Regions from separate parts of the Homo sapiens genome. Here region 1 is linked to region 2. Evidence: chromatin loops called from intact Hi-C (ENCODE). Cell type or tissue: MCF 10A. All regions are shown on one strand.

Region 1 (8,000 bases), 180 kb after region 2:
TAAACACTTCTCACAGGAGTTGTGGCACTAAATGGAATGCAAAATTTATTTCGTGAAGTCCTACAAAGAGAATTAATTTACTATGTTAAATATTAGTGTAACGTATTTGAAACTACAGCTAATACAAGAAAAATCTGAGACATGTAGGCAGCAAAATTCAAAATGAAAGCAAACAATTTTAAACAGAAACAGAGCATTGTTCTTGGTATGATGAACAACCACGTTTAAGGTCTGTCCTTAAAAAAACCCACAAAAGCCAAGGCCAGGTGTGGTGGCTGCCGCCGGCAATCCCAGCACGTTGTGAGGCCGAGGTAGCAGGATCACCTAAGCCCAGGAGGTCGAGAACAGCCTGGGCAACATATCTGTCTCTGCAAAAAAAAAAAAAAAAAAAATTAGCCAGGCATGGTGGCACATGCCTTTGATCCCAGCTAGTCAGGAGGCTGAGGATCACTTAAGCCTGGGAGGTCCAAGGCTGCAGTGGGCTGTGATTATGCCACCAGCTAGCCTGGGTGACAGGGCAAGATCCTGTCTCAAAAACAAAAAACAAAAACCAAAAACTTAAAAGTAATTTCTACTAAGAAAGTAAAACATTCTTTTCCACATCTGGTTTTCTTCAGTTTCCATATATTGTTGATAACTTGGAGTCATATTTAAGAATCTGCGTTATCTTTTCTTTTCTTTTTCTGTTTTTTTGAGATGGAGTCTCACTCTGTCGCCCAGGCTGGAGTGCAGTGGCACGATCTCAGCTTACTGCAACCTCCGCCTCCTGGGTTCAAGCGAATTCTCGTGCCTCAGCCTCCTGAGTAGTTGGGACTACAGGCGTGCGCCACCATGCCCAGCTCATTTTTGTATTTTTAGTATAGACAGGGTTTCACCATGTTGGCCAAGCTAGTCTCGAACTCCTGACCTCAGGTGATCCAACCACCTTGACCTCCAAAAGTGCTGGGATTACAGGTGTGAGCCACTGTCCCCTAAGTATCTGCATTCTTAAGATGTGCTTACATAGTCATACTATATTGTAGTTTTAACTTCTGCAAATTTTCCATTACTTAAAAAAAAAAAAGATCTAAAATTGAGAGTGCAGGGAAAAGAAGAATGTAAAAGGTATTTCAAAAATACTTACATGCTGAATGTAAAAAAGGAAACAGACATCCCAGTGAATTCCAAAGGTTGTGAAGGGGAAAACAAAAAATAAGAATTTCATTATTTGCTGGTAATAATTGTAACAAGTTTAAAGACTAGAATATAAATGTTATATACCTTCACAACATCAACCCAGTTCCAGCCTCGAGGAAGTTCTCCTTTGTGATCTAGAAGATAAAAAATAGTAACTTTATTTCTAAGACCAACCAGCTAGTTTTATAATAATTAAGATTTTATATACTACTGTACACAACAAATAGGTTAAAAATTTAAATGACATATTACTAAGTTGGAAAAAGAGTTTATCATTATGAATCGATACTGTTCTCCTAGGAATACTTGCAAAATATTTTAGGTATACTCCTTTTTTACATTTATGATATTGCTATCCAAGACAAAACCTGATAATGAGGAAAAAATATAGAGATGGGTTGGTAATGCCAGGAAAAGCAGTTAATCCATTTATTAGTTTCATGCATTTGCATGAAGCTACTGCTTTATATAAGAGGTCATTGCTTATTTAAGTAATAAGTTGTATTGTTCTGTTTAATAAATTAGCATTTCGCACCCAGAAGCTAGGCTCAAGACAGGAGGACTCACAAATATATGTCTGGCCTGGCTTCAAGACTAAAAGAAGGGCTGGCTAACTTATGTATTAGTTGCTGTGATCTGATAACATATTCATTATTTAATCTAACATTCTTTAAAAAGGGCTTTAATCTGTTGGGATTGCTTGGAAACTAGCTTATAATTCATAGTCTGCAAAGTGCTTTTATTATTTTAACAGAATATTCAAATTTAAAGAATAGCTTAACAAATATTATCTAAAAATTCTTCAATTTAAAATGGCTTGATTTCCTTTATGCTTGATGTATGCCATGCATGTCTCCACTTTATGAAACCTTAAAAATTTAAACTCAAAACAAGTACATTATATGAATTTTCCAGCTAGGGAAAAAGAAATTAACCCATGATACTTACAGGAGAGAAGCAATATTACTGGAGCTCAATTTTAGATGCTATCGGTTCTTTTCTCTTTCATGCCAAGAAGAATCGTATCCCCCTGGTTACTGGTTATAGGGGGCACATCACCAATTTTGGTTAACTAAAACTTAGCCACAGTGCCGTGGCTGTCCCATTAAAATTTTATTTAGAATGAAAGCTCCAAGTCACAAACTCGTATACTGTCATTATGGGAAGGTAATGGCTTTAGGTGGGCATCATCAAAGAGATGAAGGTAGGGAGCTATTAATGAAATAGAGTGATCACAGGTCATTATGTATGAAAGCAATATTACCTAACTGACATAGATGCTACAATATTCAAAGAGAGATAAACCAAATTCTAGACAACAAACTGTAATGGCTAACAACTTACTGCTTCAGTTGTTTTTAGAGTTTAATGCTGCTCTGACATTAGGTAGAATGAATTCTTAGATTTTTTTATTTCACAAACCATTACCATTTCAAAAATGTATTTTGGAAACAAACACAGAGTTGCTATTTGCCACAGACAGACATTAAACAAAACATAAACCACAAAAAAACTGCCATTCCATTACAGAAGAAAGGACATTTAAAAGGCCCTCACCAGGCCGGATGCGGTGGCTCAAGCCCGTAATCCCAGCACTTTGGGAGGCCGAGGCTGGCAGATCACGAGGTCAAGAGATCGAGACCAGCCTGCCCAATATGGTGAAACCCTGTCTCTACAAAAAATAACAAAAATTAGCCAGGCATAGTGACATGCGCCAGTAGTCTCAGCTACTCGGGAGGCTGAGGCAGGAGAATTGCCTGAACCCAGGAGGCGGAGGTTGCAGTGATCGCGCCACTGCACTCCAGCCTGGGCAACAGAGCGAGACTCCGTCTCAAAAGAAAAAAGAAAAAAAAAAAAAAAGGCCCTCACCAAAATAAAAGGGTCGGTTCTTCTCAATAAAGAGAAACTTTTTAACCTGACATAGTAGCACACGCATAGATACATACATAAGTGTAAATGTGCAAGTACACAAATGACGTCCTCATTTTCCCTAACTGTGAAAAAGTTTACAGACTGTTATCAATTTGCAAGTTTTCAGGTTAAATAAAGAAAAGCAATCAAATATTATTGTTGATATGAGCTAGAGTTTATTATCTTCTTCTAAAGAACTCTTGTTTAGAACATATGAGAATTCTATTCTTAAATATTATTGTTGTATAATTAACTACAGGCAAAAATGTTAAATTACTTATCACACTAAGACCTAATGGTATACTGGTATCCATTTCAAATGAAAACTGTATTTCAAAAAATTTTTAATAACACACAGCTACTAAAGAGGTAAACAAATCCCAAACATGTTAGAGCTCCAGGTAGAACATGTTTTTGTAGACTATTTAAATGCTCCTCAATCTCTAGACTCATTTATAGTTACTTTGCCACTCGGTTACCTTTTTTTTTCAAATGGTGACCTCTTGTGATGAAGTAGTAGTAAATATTTTCTTTTTTTTTTCTTTTTTTGAGACAGAGTTTTGCTGTTGTTGCCCAGGCTGAAGTGCAGTGGCACAGTCTCGGCTTGCTGCAACGGCTGCCTCCTGGGTTCAAGCAATTCTCCTGCCTCAGCCTCTCGAAATATTTTCAGTATACATATGTGACCCAAAAGGTCAGTGACCCAAAAGTTCACTGGCCCAAATGTTCCAAGAAGAAAGAGTAAGAATTAATCTAAATATATCCACCATATCACACTAAGAAGCAATCCATTTATCTGGGTTATAAAAGAAAAAAAAACGGCTGGGCGTGGTGGCTCACGCCTGTAATCCCAGCACTTTGGGAGGCAGAGGCAGGTGGATCACCTGAGGTCAGGAGTTCGAGACCAGCCTGGCCAACATGGTGAAACCCCGTCTCTACTAAAAATACAAAAATTAGCCAGGTGTGGTGGCATGCGCCTATAATCCCAACTACTCGGGAGGCTGAGGCAGGAGAATCGCATGAGCCTGGGAGGTGGAGGCTGCAGTGAGCTGAGATCATGCCACTGCACTCCAGCCTGGGCAACAAGAGTGAGACTCTGTCAAAAAAAAGAAAAGAAAAGAAAAGAAACACACACAAACCTGTTTTGTCTGCCAGCTTACGCTTCTGGGCTTTTGAAAGTTGTTCTTTTTTGTCTTTTTTCTTACTTGATGGGGCTGTATTAGGAGTTTCAATTGAGATGATATTGCTTATCGATGTCTAAAAAAAAAAAGAAATAATTCTCAGCCTCATACCTTACAACTTGTGTTACACTAAATACAGCTATATCCTGAAGTGGGTTGATAATTTTTACACTTATGAAATAAAAGAATCCTATATTATTATGATTCATTTTTAAAATCAAGTGCCCTTAACACATTATTGGTTTTACTCTTTTAAAAGTTCAGATCAAAGGACGTAATATTAGTTCAATTGTTATAACCAAAATCCTGGGAAGGAAGATCTGATTATCAGCCTTATGTTGAAGATCTGAGGTTCCAAGGTAGGTTTACAATTCAGTTAACTTGCTATTATTTGGAAATTTAATTAAAACCTTTTTTTTTCTTTACAGAGCTTTTCTCAATGTGAACACTTGACAATTTAAACACGTCTTTAGAAAAATCACGTGTGCCTACCTAGAACATCCTGGTTCCCGGAAGAAAAATTTTAAGACACATGGGTTAATGCAGTCAGGGTATATGATAGCTAAAATGTAAAATGCTTACTAGGTCTAAGCATGGCTGCAAATGTTTTCCATATACCACACATTTGATCCTCAGCACAATCTTAGAAGGTAGATACTATATAACCCCCATTTGACAGATGAGGAACTGGGCACAGAAAGATTAAGAAACCTGCCGAAAGTCACAGAGTTGGTGAGTGGTGCAGTGATGTGAACCCAGGCAGTCTGGCCCAGAGTCCATGATCTTAGCTACCACCCTCCACTGCTCCTCCAGTTGCCTCTTGGGGTTCTGTGTCCTGTTGGGAATGTGAAAGCCAAAACCACTTGCACAGAAGACAGGCCTTGCTGCCAACAGCTTAGCCCTTGGTTCACAAGACAACACTAAATTATACCGAACCCCTCAAAGTCTTTTAGTGCATGACGTGGTGCAAAGGGGCCTCATACACAGATGCTTAACGTCATGAAAGAAATATTTCCTAAAACTATTCTAGAAATAATAATAAAACAATTTTTTCTATTCAATAAAGTTTCCACATGCTGCAACATCTACACATTGAACTGTGGCAAGACTGTTTACAATGAAACAAGCCTCATGCAGAAAGCAATTTCATACTTATTTTAGCACTGCATAAGAGATCCCTTAGCTGTTTAAGCTTTATGGAGAGATTAAACAAATATTAAAAATACTAGGTTCTATGATATCTCAGTTTTGGTGGGCATGTTATATATATTCTAGTCTTTGATAAAGGATAAAAATCTAGAGAATATAATATCATTTTCTAGGTTAAATAGAAGAAATCTGAAATCCATTGTTCTCATTTAACTCAGGTGTAACTCTCACTTTAACAAGTCTTCTTCCGATTTTGAATATATATTAAGTAGTACAAATTTATTGCTAACAGCAAAACCAAAACAACAAAAGAATCCGGCAAAAAAATAATCACATACTCACTGCGGAATTGATGGGATTGTGATTCTCCATGAACTGCTCTTTATTGTCTTTGGCATATTCAAACAATGTATAGGTCATAGCGGTTCCAAGATTAGCTTCTACTGCTTCCTGTAGCTTGGCTAATATACTCTGCTTTACAGCTGATGATCTACAATGCACAACAAAAATACCTTGCTGAGAGAAAAGTATAACAGAGAGTGAAATGAAAAGCAGTAAAAACAAGACACTACTCACATGGTGTTGTTAAAAAAAGCGTTCATAGATAGAATTGGAGGTGTTTGGGGATATGTTTCTGTCCAGGAAATCTCTATTAAGAAGGCTTTGGGATCACCATTTTCACCTATCTGAAGAGAAGGGGAAATCTTAGGCTTGTAAAAGGTGATAAAAAGACAGAAAACTAAATTATAATCTTCAAAAGGGTGAATTCTTTCCAATACTCATGCTCAGATCAGAAATGTAATATTTTGAAAAGTCCAGTGACACAGGCTAGGACTGAGCAGGGGTGAAGGGAGTCTCAGGACAGTCTGACTTTAATTTAGTCCTAGTATAGCTTCATAGGTTCAGTTTATGCCCATGTCCTGTCCCTAACCAGCCTACCAGCTTTTCTAGTACCACGCCTACATCTTAGGTATTTTTTAGTGTTTTCCGAGGATGAAAATAAGACATCAACTTATCCGTGGGATACAGAAAGAGAATGGACAAAAATAATTCACAAACTCGACACACCTCATCTTTGTTTTAAGTTATCCAACTGCTAAATCCTAGGAGGCACAACCCCAAGAGTCAAGAAAATGAAATTTAAAACTGAGAGAAAAAAGGAAAAGGCAAAGGATAAGGGACAGGAATGTCTTCAGCTGCTAACAATTTCTGAATAAAGACGCCCTTGTTTCTTCCGCTCTGCTAACTTTTTATTTAAACATTTTTAATCTTAAAGAAAAACTGAAATAGTATAATGAACACTCTGACATTCATCTTATTCACCAAATACTTTCTGCCTCATTTACTTTATCTTTCCCCCTCTCCACCATAGAATCAACCCCTACTCTCCCAATGTGATTTTTTTCCCCTTTGGTTTTTGCTTAAACATCTAACAGTAATGAAATTTCCTCAATATGTGAGTAAAGTATCTTAAGAAAAGGACAATCTTCTTCATAACCACAAGATCATTATTACACCCAAGAAATTCAACATTGGTACAAAAATGCTATCTAATACATAAACCATATTAAAAACTACCCAATCATATCTAAAGTGTCCTTTAATAGACATCACCTCAACCCACAAATCCATAATCCATTGAGGGATCATGGACTGCACGAGTTGTTATGCCTCTTTATTCTGCTTTAATTTACAACAGTCCCCAGCCCTCTCCCCTGGCTTTTTTTTTTTTTTTTTGAGACAGGGTCTCACTCCATTGCCCAGGCTGGGGTCCAGCTGATCACGGGGCGGTCACAGCGAGCTGAGATCGTGCCATTGCACTCCAGCCTGGGCGACAGAGCAAGAGTCTGTGGCAAAAGTAAAAAAAAATAAAATAAAAAAAGAAATCAGCTGGACACAGTGGCTCATGTCTGTACTCTCAGCACTTTGGGAGGCCAAGGCGGGTAGATCATGAGGTCAAGAGATCGAGACCATCCTGGCCAACATGGTGAAACCCCATCTCTGCTAAAAATACAAAAATTAGCTGGGCATGGTGGCATGCGCCTGTAGTCCCAGCTGCTCAGGAGGCTGAGGCAGGAGAATCGCTTGAATCTGGTAGGCAGAGGTTGCAGTGAGCCGAGATAGTGCCACTGCACTACAGCCTGGCAACAGAGCAAGACTCCATCTCAAAAAAAAAAAAAAAGAAAGAAATCCTCCCACCTCAGCCACTCAAGTAGCTGGAGCTACAGGCGTGTGCCCCATGCCAGACTTTAAAAAACTTTCTGTAGAGACAAGGTCTTCCTATGTTGCCCAGGCTGGTCTCGAACTCCTGAGCTCAAGTGATCTTCCTGCCTCAGCCTCCCAAAGTGCTGGGATTATAGATAGGCATGAGCCACTGTGACTGGCTTCCCCTGCCTTTTAAGCCAAAAAGAATACAGGCTAGTTTTCTTGTATAATGTCCCCAGATCTGAACTGATTCAAATTAAACATTTTTGGTAAGAAAACTACAGAGGTGATGTGGCATCTTCCCATAGCATCATATAAGGAGGCACAGAAGATCTTCCAGAATCATCACTGGTGACACTAAGATTGATCACATGGTTTAGG
Region 2 (8,000 bases):
GATGACCTGCTTTTGCACATCACCAAACCTTATGTTCCAGTGTGGGGGGTGGACAATAAATGTTTGAAGTCTCTATGGGACAGAGGAGTTCCAGAATGCATGTGCCACAGTGGGCTGAGACATCACCCTCTGCATACCGAATCACCTCAGTCCCCCAATCTCCTCTCGGATGCCATGACTGACAGCAGTAAATAAGCTCTCGCCGTTGGAAAACTGGAGTGAAAGTTTCATTCTAAAAGAAGAATTTTAATGCACTGTGACTCAGCTGCCCATTCCTGTTGTTTTGCTGCTGTAAACATTGCAACACATGGATTGTGCAGGGTAGAAGTGAACTGTATTATTACTTATTAACTTTTGCTTGCAATTCTCGTCTAATATTTATTATGCCCTCTGTTCATGTTTGTTGGTGTTTTTTAAAGTCTGATGGTTAAATGTAGCAGTTTTTAAGGAAAATATACTAAATGGAAGAGCAGTATTCATAGGCTTATACCTGTGAATAATTCTGATTAAAGCTAATTACAACCTTCTGAGTCATTTCATGATTCAGCATTAATATGATTAAGGATGCACCAAAAAGTAACAATCAAAGTTACTTGTTGATGAGTTTTAGGTGGTCTGGTAATTCAAGTTGGCCTAGTCTGTTATATGTTGAGTGTCATCTTACAAATACAGCAGTGGCTCCAAAAAATTGGAAAAGAACCTACCTACAAATCACAGCCATTTAATAGTAAAAGTGCTGATGTTTTTTAAATGACTATTGGAAATTCCAAACAGGGAAAGCTCTCGCAAGAAAAAAAAAGAAAGAAAGAAAGAATGAAAAGAAAAGATAATCACATTCAGTGGAAAGGCTTACAGCAACTTATTTACTAGCTGGACTAATTGCTCAAAAAAGGAAAAGTCACACCATTGGTGAGAATCTCATTAGGCCAGCATGTAAAATTACAGTGAGTAAAACGACAAGATAAGATGCAGTATAAGAAGTTGACAAGGTTCCACTTTCAACAGTATAGCTCAACATAGTGATGACATGTCACATGATGTGGAAGAGGATTGGAATATGCTACCCCAAAATATGCCACTGTGGCATATGAATTATTTTGAGCTGAAGGCATTTGAGAATTAGCAGATGCAAAGAGAACCTTCCTGGGGCTTTCCCTATCTGACTAAAAGCAGAAATGCCTGAGAAATGAGAACTGCCATAAATCTCCTCTCCCAGGGACATTTTATGACCATGAAGAAAACAGAAAGTTGGCACCAAGATGGACCTGCACAAACCAACCTTACTAAATTAACCCTTATCTTCCATTACTTTCCCCATATGTCTATGATCCCACAGAGGGCAGCCCCTAGAAGCTTAAAACCCTTTTCCTGCTGGTGTGGTGGCTATACCTGTAGTCACAACTACTCAGGACTGAGGTGGGAGGATTGCTTGAAGCCAGGAGTTCCAGGCCAACCTGGGCAACATAGCAAGACCCCATCTCTCTTAAAAAAAAGTCCTTTGTCTTGTCACTTTTCCACAATTTATTGCTCTTTGTTGAAGATGGTATATAAGCTCTCAGATCTATCTGCTTATTTGGCTCTTCACTTCTTTTCCAGGAAGGCCCTTATATATAAAGATTAAGATCAAATAAAATTTGTATGTCTTTTCTCCTGTTAATCTGTCTTTCATCAGTCTAATCTTCAGTGCCCCAGACAATGAACCTAAAGGAGCAGAGGAAAAAGTTTATATTCCTTTCCTGTGATGCTGAAGAATTTTGCGTAATGAACTGGAAAACAATAGCTTCCTTATTCAGGTTGATGAGTCAACAGACGTTACCAATAAATATCACTGGGTAGCACTGGGAAGATCTGTAAGTAATGATGAATCTCAAGAAACCTTCCTGCTGTAAAAATTCACCTCAAGGCCAAGACACATTTAAGGTTCTGTCTTCCTACCTGGAAACAAAAGCTCTGTCTTGGAGGAACCATGCTCACAATCTGGACCATAGGGTCCCACGCATGGATGGTTCCATAAGAATTTTCACCTCTTGGCTGGGTGTGGTGGCTCACGTCTATAATCCTAGCACTTTGGGAGGCCAAGGCGGGCAGATCACCTAAGTCAGGAGTTTGAAACCAGCCTGACCAACATGGTGAAAACCTGTCTTTACTAAAAATACAAAAATTAGCTGGGCGTGGTGACGGGCGCCTGTAATCTCAGCTACTCTGGAGGCTAAGGAAGGAGAATCACTTGAACCTGGGAGGCAGAAGGTGCAGTGAGATGAGATTACACCACTGCACTCCAGCCTGGGTGACAGAGCAAGACTCCATCTCAAAAAAAAAAAAAAAAAAAAAAAGAATTTTCACCTCTTGTAAAGAAAGAAAATTCTGACAAAGTCACAACACACTACTTTCTTTATAGAAAGGTATTGAAGTAAAAAACTCTTGGAGGTGAAGTGACCAAAGTTCTGAGTGATTCTCAAACATGAGAAACTACATTTTAAAAAGCCCAGTTCACTTGAGTACGCTTTAAAAACTAAGAAAACCTGGACAAAGGTACATGAATCTCCCAGTACAGAGAAACCAGGTGGCTTAACAAAGGAAGAGTTCGAGCTGAAAGGTGACTTGCAGGAGGACTTTCAAGAAAATGGAAAGCCAGATTTTTCTTAGTGCTTTGAAGATAAAGAATGTCAGCAGAAACTAGCCTACTTAGCAAATACTTTATCACATAAACTAGTTGAACAAGTATCTTGCAGGCCCCAGGAGAAAACGTGTTGACTCCAAGTAATGAGATTCTTGGATTTAAAAGGAAACTGAATTTTTGAAAAAATCATGCTGAAAAAATCTTAAAATGCTTCCAATGTCGTTTGGCCCTATGAGCAAGGAAAGACATCAGTAAGTCTCACATCTTATTGAAAACCTTCTGGAAGAACTTCAGGACAAAATGAAAGGGCGTTTTCTCTCCATTTCAACACCAATGACCAGCGGAGGGACTTTTCCTTTAAACCTACTCAGCTTGAGAACTTGACTTTGAGAGGAGAGAAAGAACTTTGTAAACTGCAGTCTGATAGTACATTCAAGATGAGATTCACTGATCTCTCCCTAGGCGAGTTCTGGATTTCTGTGAAAGAAGAGTATCCTGCTATTCGTATGCCTAAAATGAAAATTTTGTTACAATGTTCAATTTCTTACTTACGTAAGCAAACTTTTTCCAGTATAACAAGCATGAAGAACACAGACAGAAATTCTCATTTCAATTGAAAAGGAAATCTGCAGGTGCTTAGTCCAAATTCATCCCAGGATCCAGTATTTGTGCTACCAAAAATAAGCACAGGTATCCACTTAAAGAGGCAAATTTTACTCTTTATTGTTAATTTCAAAAGTAATATTTTACGCCTAAACAGGCCTACAAAAAAGATCAAGAAACAATAATTTTGTAGGTGGGAGACTAGCCTGACTAACATGGTGAAACCCTGTCTGTGCTAAAAATACAAAATTAGCCGGGCATAGTGGCGCATGCCTGTAATCCCAGCTACTCGGGAGGCTGAGGCAGGAGAATTGCCTGAACCCAGCAGGCGGAGGTTGCAGTGAGCCGAGATCGCGCCACTGCACTCCAGCCTGAGAAACAAGAGCCAAACTCCGTCCCTAAATAGATAAATAAAATAAAATAAAAAATTAAATCCCAATTTTGGCTTAAGCCAGTTACTTATTTTGTTTCAAAATTTTATGGAAAGGAAAGATTCATCTCAAGAAAGGAAAGCTAAATATAGCGGTTTTGTAAAAAGGAAGTTTGGCTAAAAGGGAATTGTTTGTTTTAAATAGGAGGAACTACTCTTGCACATGTCCATGTAACCCTTTTATTCGTAGGCATTTTTATTAAGACTTTCACGCCCACTTGGATAAAGTTTTTAAAAATCAAATATAGAATTTAAAAGAAAGAAAAACGTATTTCTCTTATCTATACCACTGATACCCTTTAACATCCTTAATATCCTTTGTGAGGAAGGGGAACTATACAGTCAAACAGAGCCATGGTTCCCAGCCCACGGCATTGCCAAGGAGGGTTTGGGCTCCCAATGAAGGGATCCTTTAGCCACCAGGGGGCAGCACCAGGACACTTATTTCTCAGGGAATAATCAAAAAGAAGGAAAAAGTTACCTTATTCAACAAGTATCTATTGGACGTCGTATCGTATGTGCCAAACACTTAAGGAATTTACATTTACTGGGGCAATGGAATGGTGATAACGGGTATCAAAAGCAAAGTTGCCTACCTCCAATTTTACGAATACCTCATTAGCATTACCTCTTCCAAACACCCATGTTGACCTTTCAACAAACATATTTTTCGCTTCTTTCTCATTTCTAGGCCCTCTTCCTTCTTTGAATCCCACTTTTGGATGGATAATAGTTCAGGTGAGCCTCTGATCATTTCCTAAGTGGAACAAAAAATTGTCACTACTGGCCACTCCTCTCTCAAAATTATAGACACTATGTCAGACTTTTTTCCTACCAATGTCATTATGGAAATTTCATTTTTCCTTCTTTTTTTTTCTCTTGGCCTGAAAAACCTAAATTACTTATCATCTGGTCCTTTACAGAAAAAGTTTGTCAACCCCTTGATCTACCCCACCATCTTCTCTTCTTTGCACAACAAAAGATTCCAGGCCGTGTGTCTGCTTCTTCAACCTCCTGGCCTCTTTTCTCTTCCTCAGACAGTCTTTCCCTTCCTCGGGACTTTTATCCTTGCTGCATCCTTTAACTGCAATGCCTTTAGAGGCTCATTCCTATCCCTTAAATCTCATCTCCAACACCACTATCTAGAGTAAATATCCCCTTCTCTAGTTACTATGTCGTGAAATCACCCCTTTATTTCCTTCATAATTATCTCACTTATTGTCTATTTCCTTCACCAGAATGGAAGCTCCATGAGCTCAGGCACCTGACTGTCTTTTTCAACACTGACTAGTACATAACAGGCACTCAATATTTTTTTTAATTGTGGTAAAATATACATAACAAAAGTTACCATTTTAAGTATATAATTCAGCAGCGTTACATACATTCAAATTGTTGTGCAACCATCACCACCATCCATCTCCGGAACTTTTTATCTTCCCAAGCTAAGGCTCTTGGCCCATTAAACAATAACTTCTAATTGCATCCTTCCCTGTCCACCCTGGTGACCATCATTCTGCACTCTATGAATTTGGCTACTTTATGTCCCCCAAATAAGTGGAATCATACAATAGGTGTCCTTTTGTGACTGGCTTATTTTCCTTAGCATAATATCTTCAGGGTTTATCCATGTTATAGCATGTAACTGACTTTCTCTCCTCTTTTATTTATTTATTTTTTTTGAGATGGATCCTGGCTCTGTCGCCCAGGCTGGAGTGCAGTGGCACGATCTCAGCTCACTGCAACCTCCGCCTCCCGGGTTTAAGCGATTCTCCTGCCTCAGCCTCCCGAGTAGCTGGGATTATAGGTGCCTGCCACCATGCCCACCTAATTTTTGTATTTTTAGTAGACACAGGGTTTCACCATGTTGGCCAGGTTGGTCTTGAACACCTGACCTCAGGTGATCCGCCCGCCTCGGCCTCCCAAACTGCCTTCCTCTTTAAGACTGATTAATATTCCTTTTTATGTACATACCACATTTTGTTTATCCACTCATCTGTTGATGGACACTGTAAGACTTTCTTAGTATACACCTATAATCCCAGCTACTTGGGAGGCTAAGGCAGGAGAATTGCTTGAACCCGGAAGGCAGAGGTTGCAGTGAGCTGAGATCACACTACTGCACTCCAGCCCGGGTGACAGTGCAAGACTCCGTCTCAAAAAATAATAATAATGATAAGAATAAGAATAATCTTGGGGCAGGGTGTGGTGGCTCACGCCTGTAATCCCAGCACTTTGGGAGGCCAAGGAGGGCGGATCATTTGAGATCAGGAGTTCGAGACCAGCGTGGCCAACATGGTGAACCTCTGTCTCTACTAAAAATGCAAAAATTAGCTGGGCATAGTGGCACATGCCTGTAATCACAGCTACTCGGGAGGCTGAGGCAGGAGAATCGCTTGAACCCGAAAGGTGGAGGTTGCAGTGAGCTGAGATCAAGCCACTGCACTCCAGCCTAGGCAATAGAGCGAGACTCTTGTCTCAAAAAAAAAAAAAAATCTTGGCCAGGTGCAGTGGCTCACACCTGTAATCTCACTTTGGGATTAGCACTTTGGGAGGCTGACCTAGGAGGCTTGTGTGAGCCCAGGAGTTTGAGACCAGCCTAGGCAACCTAGTGGGACCCTATCTCTACAAAAAAAAAAAAAAAAAAAAAAAAAAAAAAGCTTTTTTTAATTAGCCGGTGTTCTACAAGGGTGTACCAACAATAAACAGAAAATAAAGAATACATAAAATAAATAAATAGATAAATTAGCTGGGTGCAGTGGCACGTACCTGTGGTCCCAACTACTCAGGAGACTGAGGAGGGAGGATTGCCTGAGCCCAAGAGATGGAGGCTACAGTGAACCATGATGACACCACTGCACTCTGGCCTGGGAGAAGGAGTAAGACCCTGTTTCAAAATAATAATAATAACAAATATCTTATCAATTGTCAACATTCCCTGGGGCTTTTAAATGCCATTTGGCTTAACTGAGTTTTACAATTACAATAAACGTTCAGTTAGTATATGCTTAATTTCTTAATTTTCACGCCTGTAATCCCAGCACTTTGGGAGGCCGAGGTGGGCGGATCATTTGAGGTCAGGAGTTCGAGACCAGCCTGGCTAACATGGTGAAACTCTGTCTCTACTACAAATGCAAAATACCTACTCACTAGCAAAACAAAGGGAGTAATAACAAATACCAGGTACATTACATATCTTAATGAGAGAGTCTTTAAAAGCATTTGGGTGGGCAGCTTTTTTTTTTAACTTTGAAATTATGGAGTATATCAAATATACATATATAATATAATACATCAAATCCTCATATAATCATCACCCAGCTTAACAACTATCAGCTCACTGTGAAGCAAATCACGTCATGTTGTCTGTATTTCAAATGCCTTCCTGACAGATTAGTAAATGGTTTGAATGTCTTAGCATTTTATGAAGAAGATTTTTTCAGCTGAATTTGGTATCAGATTCCTATCTGCAAATCTGTCATATAATATGGTAGAAAGCATTTCATTAATACAAATTTCAAATTGAATATTTTAGAAGGATTTTTACATGCCTGATTATTTCAAGAATGCAAATTTTGAAGGAAAATATTTGTCAACAATTAGTCACTAAGAAAGATAAAAATTGTTGGACTACAAGGTGACTATACTTCTTTCAGTAACTGGTGGGGGCTCAGAGACTACGTCCATGGCTCTCCACTTGGTGAAAGAATCACAGGGAACTCAGTTTGCTTGTTTGTTTTTGAGACAGAGTCACAGGGAACTCAGTTTGCTTGTTTGTTTTTGAGACAGAGTCTCCTTCTGTCACCCAGGCTGGAGTGCAGCCGCTTTCTGGGCTCAAACGAATCTCCCACCTCAGCCTCCTGAGTAGCTAGCACTACAGGTGCACACCACACATGGCTAATCTTTGGATTTTTTTTGTAGAGATGGGGTTTCACCATGTTGCCTGGGCTGGTCTCGAACTCCCGGGCTTAAGCAATCTTCCTGCCTCAGCCTCCCAAAGTGCTGGGATTACAGGCATGAGCCACCATGCCAGGCCCGGAAAGAACTTGTTTAAAACGTAGGTTCCGGGGCCTCATTTTTGGAGATTTCAGGTTAGGTCTAGGCTGAGGTCCAGAAACATGCACTTCTAGTAAGTGCCGACGGTGATTCTGATGGAGGTGGTCTGAGACCCCATTAAGGGCAACACTGGCTGAAAACCCTTTTGCTAAGTTTGGCAGTAATTTGCTCCCTGGCTTTGGCCATTTAAAATTTGGCCTTTTAGTATTCTCTTCAGTGAAGATTTTCATGTACCAACCAGATAAATATACCATAACCCAGCACAGCCTTTCTTTCCATTCTCTGCTTTGA

The links. Peaks named below come from ENCODE experiments on the same cell type or tissue, not always from the same donor. Only the 100,000 strongest peaks of a DNase experiment are listed, where the experiment ranks them.
Region 1: a loop joins it to region 2, with 10 times the contacts of the local background. A loop is called at or near these places in 40 of 110 quality-filtered maps.

What each region holds. Positions count from the first base shown.
Region 1 is chr4:183,645,228-183,653,227 of GRCh38, forward strand. RWDD4 (RWD domain containing 4) reads right to left here. Exons shown (of 8, transcript NM_152682.4): 3 at 5,991-6,100; 4 at 5,757-5,904; 5 at 4,224-4,341; 6 at 1,261-1,310; 7 at 1,124-1,126. Among named protein-coding and RNA genes, the nearest start is that of RWDD4, 10 kb to the right of the region's middle. In MCF 10A, no CTCF peak of the experiment used is centred here; no DNase peak of the experiment used is centred here.
Region 2 is chr4:183,468,342-183,476,341 of GRCh38, forward strand. LOC124900823 (a long non-coding RNA gene) reads left to right here and starts at 4,158. Exons shown (of 2, transcript XR_007058411.1): 1 at 4,158-4,391. In MCF 10A, a CTCF peak has its summit at 4,092 (motif pointing right); a DNase peak (open chromatin) is centred at 4,080.